2 separate regions of the Homo sapiens genome follow, and region 1 is linked to region 2. Evidence: read pairs that join two places in POLR2A ChIA-PET (ENCODE). Cell type or tissue: GM12878. All regions are shown on one strand. Links, peaks and the distances in the headings refer to the core of each region. The heading gives the core; the rest is flanking DNA. Region 1 overlaps FXYD5 (FXYD domain containing ion transport regulator 5). Region 2 has its middle 6.1 kb from the start of CD22.

Region 1 (11,492 bases), core at 4,013-6,512, 160 kb before region 2:
CCAATTTCACCTCCAAGAAGAACTCACTGAGTTTCATTTGGCGGGGAGATTGGTGTCGGTTTTCTACTCAGCAGCCAGGAAACCTAGGCTCCCAGAGTCCCCAGGCATTACACAGTTAGGCAAAGCTGTTGAGCTGGGGTTAGTCCAAAGAGTTGGCAACATCTCAGCCTTGCCTGGAAAGTGTCTCCTGAAAGATGGGAACCACAGGGGGGTATTGATCGTTCTTTCTGTGTGGCAGGTGTGGTGTGTGTTAGGTCAGTTAGGCTTTGCCTCTGACAGTCAGTCACACCTGTTGTCTTGCCCATTTTACTGATGAGGAAACTGAGGCTCAGCGAAGGGAAGTGCCCTGTGTCAGAGGAGAATGGGTGGAGGAGCTGAGAAAACAACTGTCCTGCCTGCCCCCAGAACCCAGGGTGCATGCCCCACTGAAGGCGCCCTCATTTCTCCTTCATAAAATGATTTTCATATACTCGTTCAGTCATTTGACAAATATTTATTGAGCACCTACTATGTGCTAGATATTCTGTGCACTGGGGAAACAGCACTGAATAAAACAAGAGGTCACACTCTAGTGGAGAGAGACAAGTTAGTAAATTATATCGTGTGCTAGGAGGTGATACGTGCTTGCAGAAAAGTAGAGGTAATGAGGATTGTTTAAACTGGGTGGTCAGGGAGGGCCTCACTGAGGAGGTGACATTTGGACCAACAAACACTTGGAGGAAATGAGGGAATGAGCTTTGCAGGTGTCTGGGGGCTGAGTGTTGTCTGGTGTGTTTTAAGAATAGCAGGCAGGTGGGGTGGCTGGGTTGGGATGAGAAGGGGCAGAGTGGGATGACGAGAGGACAGAGAAGTGATGGGACCAGATGGAGGAGGACTTACGGGCCACGTGAGGGCTTTGCTTTTATGTGGAGTGAAGTGCAGCCAGGGCAGGGCTCTGAACCAGGCGGGCCCCGACCTGACTCAGGTGGTCCCAGGCTCCCTCTGGCTGCAGGTTGGAACAGACTGTGGGGGCGGAGACAGGAGCAGGGAGCCCAAGAAGGAGGCTGCTGGGATGTCCAGGCTGGAGGGTACAGAGGCAGGACCAGGATGGGGGCAGTGGAGTTATCCAGCACTGACCACATGGTAAGCCGTGTGGGAGACCCTTTCCCTGCTCTGTGTCATTTCACCCTATCTACAGCCCTGTGAAGTAGATTCAGTTATTATCCCTGCTTTGCAGATGAAGCAACTGAGGCTCAGAGAAAGGACTTCACTTGTTCCAGGTCACACAGCAAGAAAGTTGTTGGGGGCAGGATTTGAAACCAGGGCCCAGGCTCACCCTAGCACCTGGGCTCACTAGACTAAACTGACTTTCCCATCCCACAGGGATGGGCGGGGAGGGGGACTAGAAGAAGGGTTCCCAGGCATTGGCATAGCTGAAAACACTTTCAGAATTATGGATTGATGCAGCCAAAGCTGAGTGATTCCACCAGCAGACAGGACCCCTAAGGTTTCACCAGGGAGGCGAGGGCGGGGGTGGTGAGAGGAGGGGGACCAGGCTCCCTCCTGACTTCTCATCCTTGATTCCCCAGGACAGACGTTGAAAGATACCACGTCCAGTTCTTCAGCAGACTCAACTATCATGGACATTCAGGTCCCGACACGAGCCCCAGGTGAGGAAAGGGACACATCTATCAAGATCCTGTCATTGCAAATAACAACAGCAACAAAAATCCCAAACTTGGACCAAACAAGGGAATTTATGGATTTATGTAACGAAAAAGTCCAGGTACAGACCTTCAGGCATGGCTTGATCTAGGTGCTCAAATGATGCTATCAGAACCTCTCTCCACCTCTTGGTTCTGTTTTCTCTGTGTTGGCTTCATTTTCAGGAAGAGTCTCCTCTCATGGGGCCAAGATGATCCCTTGAAGCCTGGGGCTGTCATCCTGTCTGCTAAGAATCCCAGCAAGAGAATTTCCTTTCCCCAGTCCAGCAAATGTCCCAGAACTGAGTTATCTTTGGCCAGGCTCAGGTCGTATCCCTGAGCTGGCCACTGTGGCCACAGGCATAGAAAGCTGATTGGCCAGGCCTGGGTTCCATGTCCAACCTCCACCAGGGCTGGTGTCAGCCCCGCTGAATAAAGTGGACCAAGAGTCAGGGAAGGATGGTCCCTAAAGGAAGTTCTGGGGGCTTTTATCAGAGCAGGTGCATTTGGGAAGCTGAGTTAAACATGTTTTTTTAGGCAGCACTTCTCAGAGTCTTGAGAAAGACAATTTGCAGCCAGCATCTCGAAGAAGGAGCTGTAGTGTGGCATCTGTGGGACGTAAGGTCCCAAAGAAGGGGACATATTGGTTACACATTTCGGCAGTTAGCAAATGGCTGGATTAATTAAGCCATTTCTATTACATTAAAGTTGAGTTGCTACGGGAATCTCTGGCATCTCCACCCATAGACCTTGCCCACTTCTTTTTCTCTCTCCTTTTCTCTCCGTGACTCCTTGTTTCTGGACTCCAGATGCAGTCTACACAGAACTCCAGCCCACCTCTCCAACCCCAACCTGGCCTGCTGATGGTGAGTAGTGCAGGGGCAGGCGGCGGGGACAGGACCAAGACAAACAAAGTTTCCCCTCTTCCTCTGACACTATAGGTCTTTGGTTGCCCATTTCAGTCCCTACTCCCAGCTCTGAATGCCCTGGTTTACTCTGGGTGGGGACAGCCAACTCCATTCAATTCTTTAGAAAAAGAAAACCAAAACGCTTTTGAAATTGTGAAATTAACATGCATATAGAAAAATACAAAACCCATAAATTTACAGTGTAATAACTTACTCTAAATTGAATCCCTATGTAACTACCAACCGGGTCAAGGAGCAGAACTTTGCAAACACCCCCAGAAAGTCTCTGTGTGCCAGTCCCATTTATTTCTTCCTTTCATCTCTTTTTTCTCTGATCCCTTTTTTGAATTTTTTGAACAATTTTTGGACGTTTTCTTGAAGTATAATTCAAAAAGTGCTCCCGGCCAGGCACAGTGGCTCATGCCTATAATCCCAGCACTTTGAGAGGCCAAGGTGGATGGATCACTTGAGCTCAGGAGTTCTAGACCAGCCTGGGCAACACAGTGAGACTCCATCTCTACAGAAAAATACAAAAATTAGCCGAGTGCGTTGGCGTGCTCCTGTAGTCCCAGCTACTCGAAAGGCTGAGGCAGGAGAATCACTTAAGCCCAGAGGCAGAGGTTGCAGTGAGCCAAGATCTTGCCACTGCACTCCAGCCTGGGCAACAGAGCGAAACCCTGTCTCAAAAAAAAAAAAAAGTGCTCCCTGATTTTTTCAATCGATGTTTAAAGACACAGTAGTACAAAAACACATTCTGCCTGGAAAGAATAAAATGATTGTAGGCAAAACTAAACCCCTTTGTCACCTCCCCTCCCCAATCCTCGTTCTCTCCCTCTGTCTCTGAGAGGTCCCCACTGTCAGCATTGGGGTAGGTCCCCAGTGATACCACATCCCATGTATATTACTTGGAGAAAATGCACTGACTGTGTGCTGTGTTTGTGTGAGCTTAAGGAGACCTTATGATTGTTCTGCAGCTTGCTTTGTTTCTTCGTGCAGTCGTATGTTTGGAAGTTCTTCTCACATCACTGCATAAAGACTTGTTTTGTTTTCTCTCCTGCCTGGTATTCCACAAGGCGCCTATATCACAGCTTATGGAGTCACACACTTCTTGATGAACATGTTGGCTGTTTCCAGCTTTTTCTGTCTACACACAGCACCACAATGAGCAACTTTGTCCCTTCCTCCTTGAGCAAACGCACTTGGAATATGTACTGACTATGTGCTGGTCATGGTTCTAAATATTTTGCGTATGTTAACTCATTCAACCTTCACGCAAACCCTAAGAGGCAGAAATTACCATTGTCCCCATTTTACAGACAAGGAAACAGAGGCTGTGAGTAACTGGTTCAAGGTCTCACAACAAGTCAGGGACGCAGCTGGAATCGAAGTCCAGGAATCTGGCACCAGAGCCTGTGCTTTTATCCAAGACAATACAGGGCAAAGGACATGCATGCTTAATGTTTTAAAATTTGCCCTCCTGCCGCCCAGGCACAGTGGCTCATGCCTGTCATCCCAGCACTTTTGGAGGCTGAGGCGGGTGGATCGCTTGAGCCCAGGAATTTGAGACCAGCCTGGACAACACAGCAAAACCTATTCTCTACAAAAAGTACAAAATGATTAGCTGGGCATGGTGGCATGTGCCTGTAGTCCCAGCTACCTGGGAGGCTAAGGCGGGAGAATCACTTGAGCCCAAGAGTTCAAGGCTACAGTGAGCTATGATTGCACCACTGCACTCCAGCTCAGGTGATAGAGTGAGACCCTGTCTCAAAAATAAATAAAAGTAAAAATAAAAGTTCCCCTCCCAAGTGACTGTACCCATTTCCTAACCCACCAGCAGTGTGCAGGAGTGTCCCCCTTCCCAACCCTACAGTGACACTTGGTATACTGACATTTTCAGGTTTTGCCAGCCTCTTAGGTTTTTTCTGAGATGGAGTTTTGCTCTTGTTGCCCAGGTCGCTGTGCAATGGTGCAATCTCGGCTCACCACAACCTCTGCCTCCCAGGTTCAAGCAATTCTCCCTCAGCCTCCCGAGTAGCTGAGATTAGAGGCATGAGCGACCACGCCCAGCTAATTTTGTATTTTTAGTAGAGACAGGGTTTCTCCATGTTGGTCAGGCTGGTCTCGAACTCCCGACCTAAGGTAATCTGCCCGCCTCGGCCTCCCAAAGTGCTGGGAATACAGACATAAGCCACCGCGCCCGGCCCCAATTCTCTTTCCCCAGTGACTCTTTCTTATCCTTCCCTCCTTGCTCTCCTGACCTGAATAGAAACACCACAACCCCAGACCCAGACCCAGCAACTGGAAGGAACGGATGGGCCTCTAGTGACAGATCCAGAGACACACAAGAGCACCAAAGCAGGTATAGCATGGGACTGAGAGCAGCAGCCTACGATTTTTGTTTAATTCTCTATCTAGGTCAACATTTCCCTCAGTACGTTTCTCAGTGCCCCTGTTTGGGGAATTGTTAATACATTTAAAAAAAATGTTTTTGGTTTGTGGTCAAAGTTATTTGGGGAACCCTGAGTTAAAGTTAACCATGTTTCTTTGTGGCAGGACTTCTGAGAGTCTTCATTAAGCTAATTTTCAGCAAAGGATCCCCAAGGGGCAGCGTGCAGTATGCAGTGTTTCCCTAACTGATAGACTTTGGAACTTTCTTTCTGTCAGTTCCCCTCGGAGGGCTGGGGCTATAGAATGTGCCTGTGGATATTTCTTTTTTGTACATCTCCTTAATGTTAGAGCAGGAGCTTTTCAGTTGCAAAATATAGAAAATTCACCTTAAACACACACACACACACACACACACACAAAAGAATGATTGGCTATATAAGTTCTGGAAAGTCCAGAAGTAGCCAACTTCAGGCATAGCTGGATCAAGGCGAGTAAGCACTGTCATGAGTGCTTTGTTCCCTCTCTTGGTTCTGTTGTCTTCATTCTCTACTAACTTCTCCCCTCTTGATGGCAGAGATGGTCCCATAGTTCTAACTTTAGGTCACATACGTGGTGGCTAGAGAACAAAATCTTTCCCATTATTTCTAGCCTGAGGCCTAGAATTGACTCTCATTGGTTCAGCTGGAGTCACATGCTCATGTCTGAACCAATGAGAGCCTGAGAAATGAGCTGCTCTCATTGGTCAGGCCTGAGTCTTGTGCCCCACCCTGGGGCTAGAGAAGAGGCTCAGCCAGCCATGCCTGAACCACATAGACCAAGAGTCAGGGAAGAGGGGATTTTCCTTTGGACAAGTGAGTTAGTATTACCAGAAGGTGTGGGAAAGGAGACTGAGCTGAGATAAGGCAACAGATCGCCTCTAATGCCTGCGTGATGATCCTTATTTGAGGGGCAGCCCCACACTGGAAAGTGTTGTAGAGTAGGCCACTCCCAGAGAGACATGTACAGTTGTGCAGACTGGGTACTGAACGAGAGCACCACCTCTCGGGCAATGCCATTCCCTTTGTCGGTCTTTATAATTGTTCCAGTTTTCTAGTGATAGCAGCAAAGCATCTCATTCTTACAGAATCTATCTATTAAAACAATCCTACAATGGATGGAAATAAAGTGCTTTACAGAAGGGAACTTTTCTAGTTTGTACAAAAGTGCACCTGTAGGGGTGGGGGATAGCAGCTGTGTCCACACTTATCAATGATAAAGCATTCTCACATCACTGCATTAATTTACTGAGTCTTTGCTGACCTGAGTTGCTCTATGTATTGGTCCATGTTCCTGGATATATGTGACAGAAATTCATCAAGGACAAATGGCTGTCACTGCTGAGCCTCTGGGTTGCCTAGAGGCTGGGCATGAAAGCCCCCAGGGCCTCTCTTCCTCCTCTATCTTTGCTTCTCTTCCACCTAGGAAGGAAATGGCTCATGTTATTTGAGCCTCCTAGCTCAAAACTTCCAGACTTCACCTAGGGTTTTAATCTGCTCAGGTTACGATAACAAAATACCACAGACTGGATGGCTTAAACAATAGGAATTCATTTCTCCCGGTTCTGGAGATGGGAAGTCCAAGATCAAGGTGCCAGAAGGGTTGGTGTCTGTCGAGGGCTCCCCTTGGGTCACAGACAGCCATTCTCTTGCTCTGTCTTCACCATGTCCTCTCCATGTGTGGGTGGGCTTGTGAGCTTGAAAGCAAGCTCTCTGGTGTCTTCTTATAAGGGCACTAATCCCATCATGAGGGCCCCACCCTCATGATCCTATCTAACCCTAATTACCTCCCAAAGGCCCTCGCTCCAAAATACCATCACATGGAATTTGGTGGGGTGGATAGAATTCAGTCTATAGTACCTAGCTGTCACTCAATATCCCTACTTGGGATTTCAAAGGTCTCAGGGAAGGACCAGACTGAGGTCACAAGCTTCCTTTTGTAGCCTGGGTTATAACTGGGGAAGGGAGGGCAATGTCTTCCCACAAAGAAAGGGAGAGCTGTTCCAGAAGGAGGAAGAGTGCTGAGCAGACAGTAATAGCAATGGCTGACTTTTGCTGAGAGCTTGTTCATGCTGGGCACTGTGCTAAGCTTCTGTGTATTCAGTCATTTGATGCTTGTGATCATCCTGTGTGGTGGGAACTGTCATTACTCCCATTTTACAGGAAAAGGAACTGAGGCCCAGAGAGGTTACTCAGCTTGCCCTAGGCAATACAGCCAAGAGTGGCAGAACCGGAATTTGAGTCCAGACTGTCTCACCCCAGGGTGCATGAGCACCACACACCAGTATGGCTGTCCTTCGCATTCCTGTGGTCTCTGCCGTGGATCTGGCTTATACCTTCCTCTGGGCAATGCATTCCCTGAATATCTTGTAATCCTTGGTTGCCAGTTCCTATTTAGGGTGTGGGGCACTGAGATAATTCCAGGGAACTTGGGTTTCACGAGGGAGCTTCTCTGTCTGCTGGCTTCTTGTTGAGGCCTCCGATGTGGTGTGGGGGCACTTCTCAGTGCTTGGGGGAGGCCTTTTCTTTGGAGGTACTGATTTTTTTTTTTTTTTCAAGAGAAGAATCCTTTGGTATTTTCGGTCTGGGGGCAGAGGTGATATTCAGAATAGTTTTGTTGTTGTTGTTGTTTTTGAGACAGAGTGTTGCTCTGTTGCCCAGACTGGAGTGCAGTGGCGAAATCTTGGCTCACTGCAATCTCCACCTCCCGAGTTCAGGCAATTCTCCTGCCTCAGCCTCCCAAGTATCTGGGATTACAGGTGTGTGCCACCAGGCCCAGTTAATTTTTGTATTTTTAGTAGAGGCGGGGTTTCACCATGTTGGCCAGACTGGTCTTGAGCTCTTGGCTTCAGGTGATCTGCCCGCCTCAGTCTCCCAAAGTGCTGGGGTTTACAGACATGAGCCACTGCACCCAGCCAATATTCAGAATGTTTTACAAGTTTCTCCAGACTATGTAGCTGGGTCAGAGTCCTTGGCAGGTGTTGCCCTTTCGTTCCTTTATCTCCTGGATTATAGTGTGGGCCAGAAGGTCCTAGGAGAGGGGTCTGGAGTCCCTCGGGGATTGAGGCAGATCAGATAGTCGCAACCGGGGCTATGTGCTTATTTCAGCATTTCAATGCCTGTCATTACTTATTGCCTCTAGGTGTGGAGTAGGGGGGATGCCTGACCCTGCACACCAGCTGTGTAGATGTGGGAGAGGGGTTTCTTCCAGATGCAGACTCTCAGTAATATCCCTTGTTTCTGCCTCCATGGCTCACTCCTGCCCTCCACTGATCTGGCCACTCTCTCAGCTCATCCCACTGATGACACCACGACGCTCTCTGAGAGACCATCCCCAAGCACAGACGTCCAGACAGACCCCCAGACCCTCAAGCCATCTGGTTAGTAACTGCCTCCCCAGACTGGAAACAGGCTATTTTCTGTTCACTGTGTATTTCCAGCACCTGGAGTACAGCCCAGCACAGAATAGTTCTCAGTAAAGACGTGATGGGAAAGTAAATGACTTCAAGCCAGGCAGAGGGTGGGCACATGATAAATGTCTGAATAGATAAGTGAATGCATAAATTATTGCTGCATACAAACCACCTAAAAACTCAGTGGCTTAAAAGGATAACCATTTATTTAGCTCTCATTTCTGCAATTTGGAAATCTAGGGTGTGCTCAGCTGGCTGGTTCTTCTGGTTTCAGCTGGACTTACTCATGCGTCTGAGGTCAGTTGTGGGTCAGCAAGGACCTCTGTTTCTAGGGGCAATTTGATTCTTTCCCTGGTGATCTTATCCACCACTTCCTGCCCAGTCAGCCCCCCAGTGAATGAATGGAAATGATACGCCCATGGGTCACATAGAGAGCCCATTCATCCATTCATTCAACAAATAGTCACTGAGTACTTGTGTGCTAGGCTAGTTCTAGGGGACAGAGATAGAGTGGTGAACAAGCCAGAAAAAATCTCTGCCCTCATGGAACTACTATTCTAGTGGTAAGAGAAACACAACAAGAAATAATCATAATTATGTATCAGTTGATTTCAACTTGCTATCAAGAAAAGTAAAGTAGGGTTAGAGAGTGACTGGGGAGTACAGGTTGAGTATTCCTTATCCAAAATGCTTTGGACCAGGAGACTTTCAGATTTCAGATTTTAGAATATTTGCATTATACTTACCAGTTCAACTTTCCTGACCCAAAAATCTGAAGTCCAAAATGTTCCAGTGGGCATTTCCTTTCGGTGTCATGTCAGACTGTTACTGGAAAGGGGTTCCGATCCAGACCCCAAGAAAGGGCTGTTGGATCTTGCACAAAAAAAGAATTCAGAGAGTCCATAGAGTTTATTTAGAAAGTAAAGGAATAAAGAATGGCTACTCTATAGGCAGAGCAGCCCCACAGGCTGCTGGTTGCCTGTTTTTATGGTTGTTTCTTCGTTATATGCTAAACAAGGGGTGGATTATTCATGAGTTTTCTGGGAAAGGGGTGGGCAATTCCCAGAACTGAGGATTCCTCCCCTTTTTATACTGTATAGGGTAACTTCCTGATGTTGCCATGGCATTTGAAACTGTCATGGTGCTGGTAGGAGTGCCTTTTAGCATGCTAATGTATTATAACTAATGTATAATGAGCTGTGAGGATGACCAGAGGTCACTGTCATTGCCATCTTGGTTTTGGTGGGTTTTAACTGGCTTCTTTACTGCAACCTGTTTTATCAGCAAGGCCTTTATGACCTGTATCTCGTGCCGACCTCCTATCTCATCCTGTGACTAACAATGTCTAACCTCTGGGGAATACAGCCCAGTAGGTCTCAGCCTTATTTTACCCTATTCGAGATGGAGTTGCTCTGGTTCAAACACCCCTGACATGACATCAAAAAGTGTCAGATTTGGGGACATTTTGGATTTTGGATTTGGGGATTAGGGATAGTCAACCTGTATTTCATATACAAAACCAGGGAGGGCCCCACTGGGAAGGGAGTGAAGGAGGGAGCCATGCGGATGTCTAGGGAAAGTGTGTTCCAGGCAGAGGAAACAGCCAGTGCAAAGGCCCTGAGGTGAGAAGGTGTCTGCATGTTCAACAGCAGGGAGGCCAGTAGGGCTGGAGTGCAGGGAGTGAGGGGGATAGGAAGGAAATGAGATTAGAGGAATAATGGGAGCCAGATTGTGTGCCATGGTGAAGATTTTGGGTTTTGTTCTAAGGGTACCCAGGTATCCCCCTTTCCTGACTTTGCCATTCACGTATTCACTTCACAAACCTTTGCTGAACCCTGACTTGCTCTTTGTCTGCCTCTCCAGGTTTTCATGAGGATGACCCCTTCTTCTATGGTAAGTTATCCACAGGAAGATGTGGGGGAAGGAAAGGTGAGGTCCGTCTGACTCTACCCCTTCATTTTTCTCTCTGCAGATGAACACACCCTCCGGAAACGGGGGCTGTTGGTCGCAGCTGTGCTGTTCATCACAGGCATCATCATCCTCACCAGTGAGAACTGGGGTTGGGTGGGAAGGACACCAAGACCAGGAGGGGGACTTATGACGGAGGGCTGGGTTCTCAAAGGTCCCTGGGCAATTTTGTTTTAAATGAGGTATCTATTAGCTGCATATACATACAAACCACCACAGAATTCAGTGGTTTAAAATAATGACCATTTATTGAGCTCTCAATACCACAGTTTGGAAACATAGGCTGGGCTCAGCTGGGTGATTCTTCTGGTCTCAACTGGATTTACTCTTGCATCTGAGTTCAGTTGTGGGTCAGCAGGAAACTTTGTTTCTGGGGTGCCTTGGCTCTTTGCCACATCATCTTATCCTTCACTAAGCTAGCCTGGGCTTGTTCGCATGGTGGTGGCAGGGATCTAAGATAGAGTGAATGCATGCAGGCTCAGAACTGGCCATTATCACTTCTGCCTCATTCCATAGGTCAAAGCAAGTCATGAGGCTGGGTTTCATTCAAGGAAATAGACTCCACCTCTTGATGGGAAGATAGGCAAAGTCACATGGCAAAGGACATGGATACTGACAGGGAGGGGTAGAGACTAAGGGCCATTTGGCGGTCAGCATACCACCCCAGCAGTCACAAGCCCACTGCACCCAGGCCTGGCAGGGAACAAGGGCTGAAAAAGGCTGTGTCAGGAGGAGATAACTGAGGATTAAATGCCTCATGGAACAACCCCACCCACTCAATCCAGCAAGAATAGAGGCTTGAAGCAGCCAGAGTAACTACTCTTTTAAGAGCTTAATGTTTCTGTAAAATCTTTTGGTACTCAAATGTTGACAGCTGTGTTGATCAGGGTCATGGCAGGTGGCAGAAGGACCTGCAAACGATTAACTGGAGAAAGTTTAATAGAGTGATATCTCTGGAGGTACAGGCAGGGCAATGAGATGGTGCAGTGCCCTAGGACTAGCAAGGATGGGGACCTGTTATCCCCCAGCCTGAGGGACAAGAGGAGGCACTGGCTTTGCAGGAGGCCTGGTGAGAGATGGAACTGGAGGTGGGGCTGC
Region 2 (10,832 bases), core at 5,496-7,995:
CTGACAGTGAAGGAACTGCAGAGGGGTGCAAGGTCAGGCTGTGCTGGGTCAGGCTGCCATTTCAGAAAGAGAAGTCATTTGACTTGAGACCAGAAGGAAGTAAGGGAGGGAGCTCTGTGGGTTCCTGGGGAATGTGGGTCCAGGGAAGGCCAAAATCGAGTGCAAAGGCCCCTGGCGAGAATGTACTTGTTACCTTCATGGAACAAGAAGGAAAGAAGCATGCTTGAGTGGAGTGATGGAGCCAGAGTGGTTGCCCAAGGAAGCTCGATTACACAGGGCCTTGTAGGCCACAGGCAGGACTGGGGCTTGTTTGTTTGTTTCTTTGTTTGTTTGTTTTGAGGCAGAGTATCGCTCTGTTGCCCAAGGAAGCTCGATTACACAGGGCCTTGTAGGCCACAGGCAGGACTGGGGCTTGTTTGTTTGTTTCTTTGTTTGTTTGTTTTGAGGCAGAGTCTCACTCTGTTGCCCATGCTGGAGTGCAGTGGCACAATCTCAGCTCACTGCAGCCTCTGCCTCCCGGGTTCAAGCAATTTTCCTGCCTCAGCCTCCTGAGTAGCTGGGATTACAAGCATGTACCACCACGCCTGTCTAATTTTTATATTTTTAGTAGAGACGGGGTTTCACCATGTTGACCAGGTTGCTCTTAAACTTCTGACCTCAGGTGATCCACCCGCCTCAGCCTCCCAAAGTGCTGGGAATACAGGCGTGAGCCATCCCGCCCAGCAATGGAATTTAATCCTAGGTTTTTTTTTTTTTTTTTTTTTTGAGATGGAGTCTCGCTCTGTCACCAAGGCTAGAGTGCAGTGGCATGATCTCGGCTCATTACAACCTCCGCCTCCCGAGTTCAGGTGATTCTCCTGCCTCAGCCTCCCAAGTAGCTGGGATTACAGGCACGCACCACCATGCCCAACTAATTTTTAATAGACACGGAGTTTCACCATGTTGGCCGGGCTGGTCTCGAACTGCTGACCTCAAGTTATCTGCCTGCCTCTGCCTGCCAAAGTGCTGGGATTACAAGTGTGAACCACTGTGCCCAGCCAGGACTTGGGCTTTCAAAGAGCGCGTTGAGAAGCCGCTGGAGAAGTGAGTTCGGAGGGGTGTGATGGCAGGCTTGAGGCTTCAGAGGCCCACTGGCAGCTGCGTGGACAGTGAGCACAGGCTATCAGTGGAGGCAGGGACAGGGCTTGGGAGGCCCTGGCCATTGTCCAAGAGAGAGGAAGTGGAGATGGGGAGAGGGGTGGGGTCAGGACCCATTTTGGAGGAGGAAGTGGTGAGACTCACTTGAAGAGTCAAAGGTGACTCCAGCAGCTTCCTTAAGAGGTTGAAGAAAGCAGGAGGGGCAGGTTCAGTGGAGAACGCAAGAGTGATCTACTCCGGCCGAGTTCAGGCCCAGGGAGGCCCTCAGGGACAGGGAAGGCAGATGGCACCCCCTCCCTGGGAAATGCCAAGCCGAGGAAGAGTCAGAACACATGACACAGTGACTCAGAGAGATGGGGGCAGACGCTGAGATGAGGGTTGGCCAGGCAGGAAGGAAGGTGAGAAGGTCTCATGGCCTCACGTGCCAGTAGGGCTGGGCCACCACGTGTGGGAGGGAGGACACCCAGGCACCAGGCCATGGTCATGACACGGGTCTCTTTGTCCCTCCCGGTCTGCCAACCTCCTGAGTCACTCCTGACGGAGATGACTGATCCATCCCTGGCCCGCCTCCCACCCTGTCCCTGGGACAGTGCCTGGGGCAGGCAGCTCCATTATCCTCCTTGATGAAAGAGCTCCCAGCCAGCACTGGCCACTCCAGAGCCTCCTCCCCAGGTGGGTGATCATGCAGGGCTGGGCTCTTGCGACTGGCCGGGGGTAGAGATGCACCGCACTGCTGAGAAGTGCTTTCTAGGAGTTCAAGACCAGCCTGGGCAACACAGCAGACATTGTATGTAGAAAAAAAAATGTTTAAAAATAAGCTGGGCACAGTAGTGCATGCCTGTCATCCCAGCTACTCAAGAGGCTGAAGCAGGAGGACCACTTGAGCCCAGGAGTTTGAATCTGCAGTGAGCTATGAGTGCACCACTGCATGCCAGCCTGGGCAACAGAGTAAGACTCAGTCACTAAAAAAGAAAAAAAAAAAGATCGAATGTGGTGCTCATGCCTGTAATCCCAGCACTTTGGGAGGCCAAGGCGGGCAGATCATCTAAGGTCAGGAGTTTAAGACCAGCCTGGCCAGCATGGCAAAACCCCATCTCTACTAAAAATACAAAAATTAGCCAGGCGTGGTGGTACGCGCCTGTAGTCCCAGCTACTCAGAAGGCTAAGGCAGGAGAATTGCTTGAACCTGGGAGGCGGAGGCTGCAGTGAGCTGAGATCGCACCATTGCACTCCAGCCTGGACAACAGAGTGAGACTTGGTCTCAGAAAAAAAAAAAAAAAAAAAAAAAAGAAAGAAAAGAAAAAGGGGGAGAAAAAAAGGAGAAGTAGGCGAGCCTCTTTCTTTCCCCACTCTTCTCGCTCTCAACTCCAGGCTGCTCCTTAAACAGGAGGTGACAACCTCAACCTCGCAAATTAAAAAAAAAAATCTTTTAATTTTGAAATAATTATCACAGGAAGTTGCAAAGATAGAACAGAGAAGTCTGGCAGCAGCTGAGCCAAAGGCCCCTTCCCACCCTAGAGCTCGATCTGCCTGGGGAGCGGGAAGGAAATGACAGTTTAGTCCCAAAGGGCCTCTCTGTGAAGCTCAGGCTAGGGCTGAGTAGCCAGAGGTGGGTGAATTAATGTCTGCAGGGAGTGCTGGGTCAGCAGCGTAAGTGACAATGTCTGGAATAATGACAGCTCACTTTTACAGAGAGCCCGTTCCATAGCAGCCACCATGCAAAGTGCTGTAGGGGCTGGGGACCTGTCACAGCATAGCCCTGAAGTCATAACAGCAATCTTATTATCACCCTGGGAGGGAAACTGAGGTGATGTCACAACAAACACGTGGCAGACCTGGGACTGGAACCCGGGTCTTTTTACCACATGCTTGTCATGGGATGTGCGAGTTGCTGAGTGTGTCCTGTGTGTGCTGTCACCAGCCCGGTGAGGAAGGCACTATCATTGTTCCCGTCTTACCATCCTGGGCAGAGGTTGGGGGGTGAGGGGGACATAGCCAGGCAGGGAGTAGCCACCCAGGGCTCACAGGGACTCTGTTAGTTGCCTGCTTTCACTGCTTCCCTGGTAAAGGGGTGACAGTCAAGTCACCAAAAAAGGAGACCAACGACCTGTTTGAAGGAACAGGGAGGAAGAGTGAAAGCGCCGAGGCTGCGTTCTCAGGAGTCCTGCTCCTCCTCCCTTGCCTTCTCCACGCAGCCCTTGGCCTCCAGAAATCAAGACACGTCCACAAGCCCAATCTCCTCCTGTTAGAAGACTATGAGCCACACCTGGTGCTGTGGCCTGCAGAAACCTCAGCTACTCCTTCTAGGTGAGGAGCAGGAATTCAAGCCCCAAAGGGTACCCTCCCTGAGACCTTTGGGACCTGGCCACCTGGCTTGGAGTCCCCCATTGAGATTCCTGGGATTAAAAAAATAAAAATATACGGCCAGGTGCGGTGACTGGCTCCTGTAATCCCAGCATCTTGGAAGGCTGAGGAAGTGGATTGCTTGAGGACAGGAGTTGGAGACCAGAATGGGAAATGTGAGACCCCGACTCAATAAAAAATAAAAAATAAATTAACGGGGTATGGTGGCTGGTACCTGTAGTTCTAGTTACTCAGGTGGCTGAGGATTACTTGAGCCCACCTCAAGTTCAAGGCTGCAGTGAGCTATGATCACACCACTTCACTCCTTCCTGGGTGACAGAGCGAGACTGTCTTAAATTTTTTTTTTTTTAATAAGTATAGATTCACAGAAGTTGCAAAGATAGAATAGAGAAGTCTGGTGTACTCTTCACCCAGCATCCCCTGATGGTTACTTCTTAAGTCATTCAGGACAATATCAAAACCAGGAATTTGACATTGGTATAATGTGTGTGTACAGTTCTATGTCATTTTATCACATCTGGATGTATATAACAACAACTGCAGTCCAGATACAGAATTATTCTGTTACTACAAAGACCTCCCTTGTGCTACTCCCTTCATAGTCAGACACTTTCCCCTACCATCCCTAACCCCTGGCAACTTTTCATCTTCTCCACCTCTATCATTTTGTCATTTCAAGAATGTTATGCCTGGGCGTGGTGGCTCACACCTGTCATCCCAGCACTTTGGGAGGCTAAGGCAGGTGGATCACTTGAGGTCAGGAATTTGAGACCAGCCTGACCAACATGGTGAAACCCCATCTCTACTAAAATACAAAAATTAGCCAGGCATGGTGTTAGGCACCTTAATCCCAGCTACTCGGGAGGCTTAGGTAGAAGAATCACTTAAATCCTAGAGGCAGAGGTTGCAGTGAGCCGAGATCGAGCCACTGCACTCCAACCTGGGGGACAAGGGCAAAACTCCGTCTCAAAAAACAAACAAACAAAAAGAATGTTGTAACACATGTGATCCTTGGAGACTGGCTTTTTTCACTCTCTGTACCACTCTTCAGAATCGTCCAAGTTGTTGCCTGTATCCTCTTCATATCTCACTCCTTTTTATTGCTGCATAGTACTCCATGGCATGGATGTACCGTAATCTGTTAAGCCACTCACCTAGTGAAGGACGTATTGGTTGTTTCCAGTTTTTGGTTTTGCTTTTTTTTTTCTTGAGATGGAATCTTGCTCTTGTTGCCCAGGCTGGAGTGCAATGGCGTGATCTCGGCTTACCGCAACCTCTGCCTCCCAGGTTCAAGCAATTCTCCTGCCTCAGCCTCCCGAGTAGCTTGTGTTAGAAATGCTTGATTTTTGGTGCTGTAAAGAAATAGCACTTTAATGTAAATTTAATTTCTTCAGCAAGGCTAGTTTTACTTTCTGCAGAAAGGGTATACTCGCTAGCAGTTTTGCTACAAAAGTACACTGAACAAAGGAGACAGGGTCATTTATAACTTGATGCATCTACTTTATTGCTGTGTCTGGTTTCTATTGGCTGAAACGGGACCTCACATTCTGTATTTGTCTGGATTGGCTAGCAACTTAGAACTTTTTAAAAGAGGCAAAGGCAGAGGAGAACAAAGGAAGGAGAAAGTAACGTGGAATACTGAGAAAAGTAAAAACATTTCTAAATAAGGAAGAGGAACAGGCTTTGACTTAATGCTTTCTTGGACTAGTATAAGCATGCTAGGGCAAATCTTTAGGCTAAATTGTAGGATCTAAGAACATAAAGTACATTGATTTTTTTATTATGGCTAGTAGATATTTAAGAATGTTAGCACAGGTCTTTGAATAAATTTTGCTTCTAAGAGAAGTTACTATTTATTCTTAATTAGATGGGGAGGACAGTCTCTTTGAAAAGGAACTTCTACTTTACTATTTACACTGGGATTACCAGCATGTACCGCCACGACCAGCTCATTTTGTATTTTTAATAGAGACAGGATTTCACAATGTTGGCCAGGCTGGTCTCGAACTCCTGACCTCAGGTGATTGCCCTCCTTGGCCTCGCAAAATGCTGAGATTACTCCTGACCTCAGGTGATCGCCCACCTCGGCCTCCCAAAGTGCTGGGATTACAGGCGTGAGCCACCGTGCCTGGCCTGTTTCCAGTTTTTGGCTATTACAAACAAAGCTGCTGTGAATAATTGTGTGCAGGTTTTTATGTGGACATACGTTTTCATTTCTTAGGGATAAAATGCCCAGGAGTGCAATTGCTGGGTCATCTGGTAGGTATATTTTGTTTAGTTTTTCAGGAAACCGGCAAACTGTTTTCCAGAGTAGCTGGACCACTTTGCATCCCCACCAGTCGTGTGTGAATGTTTCAAGTTCACAGCATCCTCACCAGTGTTTGGTGTTGTCATTATTGGTTATTTAATTTTAGCTGTTCTAAAGCGGTATCTTGTCATGGGTTTCAATTTGCATTTCACTAATGGCTGGTGATGTGAGACATCTTTTCATGTGCTTATTTGCCTTCTATATACCTTCTTCAGGGAAAGGTGTCATCATGTCTTTTGCCTATTTTCTAACTGGACTGTTTTTTATTTATTTATTTATTTATTTATTTATTTATTTATTTATTTAGAGACAGAGTCTCACTCTGTCGCCCAGGCTGGAGTGCAGTGGTGGGATCTCAGCTCACTGCAACCTCCGCCTCCTGGGCTCAGGTGACTCTCCTGCCTCAGCTTCCTGAGCAGCTGGGATTATAGGCGCACACCACCATGCCTGCTAATTTTTGTATTTTTAGTAGAGATGGGGTTTTGCCATGTTGGCCAGGCTGGTCTTGAACTCCTGACCTCAGGTGATCCACTTTGCTTCCCAAAGTGCTGGGATTACAGGTGTGAGCCATCGTGCCCAGCCTGATTTTTATTTTATATATATATATATGTACACACACACACACAATATACATACACACACATATATGCACACATATGTGTGTTAAAGCTGTATGTAAAGCTGTTATATATTACATATATACTACATATATAACAGCTTTGCTGAGATATAATTCACATACCATAAAACACACCCATGTAAAATGTCCAATTGAATGGTTTTGGGTCTATTCACTGAATTATGCAACCATCACCACAACCAGTTTTAGAACATTTCATCACCCCAAAATAATCTCACATCCATTAGCAGTCACTCTTCATTTCCTCTTACCTTTCCCACCCCACCCCAGCCCTACGCAACCGCTACATCTACTTCTGTCTCTACAGATTTGCCTTTTCTGAATATTTCACGTGAATGGAATCATACAATATGTGACATTTTGTGATTGGCTTCTTTCACTTAATGTTTTCAAAGTTCATCCATATCCAGGCGCCGTGGCTCACGCCTGTAATCCCAGCACTTTGGGAGGCCAAGGCGGGTGGATCACCTGAGGTCAGGAGTTCAGGACCAGTCTGGCCAACATGGTAAAACCCCGTCTCTACTAACAATATGAATAATTAGCTGGGCGTGGTGGCGGATGCCTGTAATCCCAGTCACTCAGAAGGTTGAGGCAGGAGAATCGCTTGAACCTGGGAGGCAGAGGTTGCAGTGAGCCGAGATGGCACCACTGCACTCCAGCCTGGGCAACAAGTGAAACTCGGTCTCGAAAAAAAGTTCATCCATGTTGTAGTATCTATCAGTACTTCATTCCTTTTTATTATCAAATAATATTTTATTGTTTAGGTCTCCCATATTTTCTTTATTCATTCATCTCTTCATGGACATGTGGGTTGTTTCTGCTTTTTGGCTTTCATGAATAATGCTGCTGTAAACATTTGTGTTCAAGTTTCTGGGTGAACATGTTCTTATTTCTCTTGGTTATATATGTAAGAGTGGAGATGCAGGAGTGTATGGTAATTCTATGCTTAATCTTTGGAGGAACTGTTTTGAGACTTTTTTCCAGAGTGGCTGGACAATTTTATATTCACACTAGCAATATATAAATGATTTAGTTTCCATACATCTTTCCAGTATTTGATACTATCTTTTATTTTAGCTGTTCTTATAGATGTTAGTAGTGATATCTCATCATGGTCTTAACCTGTCTAAAGGCTAGTGATGTTGAATATCTTTTTAGATAATTATTTTCTATCCATATATCCCCTTGGGTGAAATTTCTCTTTATATCTTTTGCCAGTCTTCTAATTGGATGATTTGATTTTTTTATGTAGTGTTTCTATGTTGAATTTGAGAGTTCTTTATATATTTGTTCTAGATAGGAGTCCTTTGTCAGATATGTGGTTTGCAAATATTTTCTCTTAGTCTGTAATTTGTCTTTTCATTCTCTTAACTAGGTCTTTTACAGAGCAAAAAAAAATTAATTTTGATGAAGTTGGATTGATTTTTTTAGGGATCATGCCTTTGGTGTCATGTCTAAGAACACTTCATCAAGCTCTAAGTCTCACAGATTTTCTCCTATGTTATCTTCCAGAGGTTTTTTGTTTTTATTTTATTTTACTTTTTAATTAAGACAGAGTTTCGCTCTGTTGCCCAGGCTGGAGTGCAGTGGCAGGATCTCAGCTCACTGCAACCTCCGCCTCCCAGGTTCAAGTGATCCTCCTGCCTTGGCCTCCTGAGTAGCTGGGACTACAGGCACGCACCACCCAACTGGCTAATTTTTTGCATTTTTATGTGGTTGCTTTCGAGAATTTTCTCTGCCTCTTGTTTTTAGAAGTTTGACTATGATGTGTCTTGGCATGAATTTCTTTGGGTTTATCCTGTTTGTGATGCGCTCAGCTTCTTGAATCTGTAGACATATGTTGTGCGTGTGTGTTGTCAAATGAAGATAATTTGCAGCCATTACTTCTTGGAATATTTTTTTAAGGCCCACCCTCCTTTTCCTCCCCTTCTGGGACTTCAATGACAAAATGTTAGATCTTCTTTTATTATAGTTACTCATGTCCTTGAGGCTTTGTTCCATTTTCTTTCATCTATTTTCTTTCCATTGTTCAGAATGGGTAATTTCTATTGTTATACGTTTTGTTTCACTGCTTCTTTCTTCTATACTCTCCATTCTGCTATTGAGCCCATCCATTATGGTTTTTATTTCAGCTCTTGTATTTTTTAGTTGTATTTTTTAGTTCTAAAGTTTCCATTTGGTTCTTCTTTATATTTTCTATTTCTTTGCTGATACTTTTTATTATTTTATTTGTTTCAAGCACATTTATAATTTCTCAGTGAAACACTTTTATGATGGCTGCTCCAAAATCTTTGTCAGATAATTCTAACATCTGTGTCGTCTTGATGTTTGTGTCTGTTAATTATCTTTTGTTATTCAGTTTGAGAATGCCTGATTCCTAGTATGACAAGTGATTTGCCATTGAAGTCAGGATATTCTGGGCACTGTGTTATAAGATTCTGGATCTTCTTTAAATATTTTGTTTTAGTGGGCTTCCCTTTATACTGCTCCAGCGAAATAAAGTAGGGCACTGCCTGATTGCTTCCAGACAGGGATAAAAGTCCAGGTTCTCCATCCAGCCTTTCCTGAACCTGGGGGGTTGGGAGAGATGAGGCCTCCATGTTATTGTTTGGTAAGGGTAGAAGTTCAGGTTCCCCACTAGGAATCCATGACAACTCCCTGGCTGGGAGTGGGAGGGATGCTTCATTACTGCTCCCTATGTGGCTTTCACTGACACTGTGTGTGGCAGAGAGAGGGGGGTGCTTGTTACCACTGAGTGGTGGCGAAAGTCCCAACTCTCCACCAGGCCCCCTTTGACACTACTCCAATGGGGCCGGGTGGAATGCCTCATTTCTGCATTGGGGTGGCAGTGGATGTCCAGGCTGCCCACATGGTTTCCACCAACACCACATCGGGGGAGGGTGATCCCAGTGGGGAGGAATGTCCCAGCTCCAACTCTAGCATCACTCTGGCTGAGTATGGGAGTGGCCTAGGGTTCTTTGTTACAGCCTGGTGAAGGTGAATGTCTAGGTTTTCCATCCGGCCTTTGCTGACAAGGGTGATGATGGAACTTGGATGGAGCGGAGCAGGTATGGACTAAAAGAGCTCTGTCTTTCTAGGATGCCCCTTTCCTCGTTCTTTGGCTAGAAAAGCATAGTTTTGCTAGAACTTGTTCTGTTGGGACTTTTTCTTGTTTGTGCCCCTTGGCATTTTCAGTTGTTGGCTTCTCCAGTATTCAGCCTGAGATATATGAGGCAAAGAGAAATCCCAGGGAATTCACCACCATTCCTTAAGTCCCGAGGTTCCTAACCAGTCTGCTTCTCTCCATCTTTCAGTCTTCTTATGCTTGTCTTGTCACGTTCAAGGTTTTCAGTTATACTTGGCAGAATAAATAAATACATCTACTCCATCTTTCCAGAACATCACTGCTTTTTGTTCATTTTATTTATTTATTATTTACTGAGACAAGGTCTTACTTTGTTGCCTGGGCTGGAGTGCAGTGGTGCTATCATGGCTGACTGAAGCCTTGAACTCCCAGGCTCAAGCGATCCTCCTGCCTCAGCCTCCCAAGTAGTTTGGACCACAGGCATGGGCCACCATGCCCAGCTACTTTTCATTTTTTGCTTTTGTTGACTAGCCCCACAGAGTTTTGCTGTGTTGTTCAGGTTGGTCTCAAACTTCTGGCCTTAAGCAATCCTCTTGCCTTGCTCTCCCAAAGCGTATTACAGGCATAAGTCACCACACCCAGCCCTATCGGTGCTTTTGGAAGAAGGTGTTCTTCCCTCTCTCTGTTTCCCTCCCTATGGCCAGCTGCCCATAGAGGGCAGTGGTGCTGGAGTGAAGACCTCTCAGCGCATCCCTCTTCATCTGTAGGATGTGCATGGCTTCCAATGCTGTCTGTTCTGCTCCTGAGACACTCGCTGGCTACAGGATTATAAAGGTGATGAGGTTTCAGCCTAAAGACTCTCCATTCAATAACACTTCCTACAAGATATCTTTTTTGTTTTTTTGAGACAGGATCTGGCTCTGTCACCCAGGCTGGAGTGCCACAGCGCGATCTGCTCACTGCAACCTCAGCCTCTCGGGCTTAAGTGATTCTCCTGCCTTAGCCTCCTGAGTAGCTGGGACCACAGGCGCCCGCCACCACACCCAGCTAATTTTTGGATTTTTTTTTTTTTTTTTTTTAGTAGAGATGGGGTTTTACCATGTTGCCCAAGCTGGTCTTGAACTCCTGAGCTCAGGCAATCCACCCGCCTTGGCCACCCAAAGCGCTAGGATTACAGGCATGAGCCACCATGCCCAGTCCTACAAGATATCTTTTCTTTTTCTTTCTTTCTTTCTTTCTTTCTTTTTTTTTTTTTGAGACAGAGTCTCACTCTGTCACCCAGGCTGGACTGCAGTGGT

The links. ChIA-PET counts read pairs that join two places held together with the same protein. Peaks named below come from ENCODE experiments on the same cell type or tissue, not always from the same donor. Only the 100,000 strongest peaks of a DNase experiment are listed, where the experiment ranks them.
Region 1: POLR2A ChIA-PET joins it to region 2 with 5 read pairs; 4 of 35 experiments call an interaction of 5 or more read pairs at or near these places.

The regions. Positions count from the first base shown.
Region 1 is chr19:35,155,853-35,167,344 of GRCh38, forward strand. FXYD5 (FXYD domain containing ion transport regulator 5) reads left to right here. Exons shown (of 9, transcript NM_014164.6): 3 at 1,569-1,649; 4 at 2,492-2,548; 5 at 4,857-4,949; 6 at 8,304-8,393; 7 at 10,290-10,319; 8 at 10,399-10,473. Among named protein-coding and RNA genes, the nearest start is that of FXYD5, 6.9 kb to the left of the region's middle. In GM12878, for the core only: no CTCF peak of the experiment used is centred there; a DNase peak (open chromatin) is centred at 5,119.
Region 2 is chr19:35,317,624-35,328,455 of GRCh38, forward strand. No RefSeq gene overlaps it. Among named protein-coding and RNA genes, the nearest start is that of CD22, 6.1 kb to the right of the region's middle. RefSeq lists an enhancer at 1,422-1,601 and a silencer at 5,826-5,885. In GM12878, for the core only: no CTCF peak of the experiment used is centred there; DNase peaks (open chromatin) are centred at 5,948 and 6,668; H3K4me3 peaks cover 673 bases; H3K27ac peaks cover 837 bases.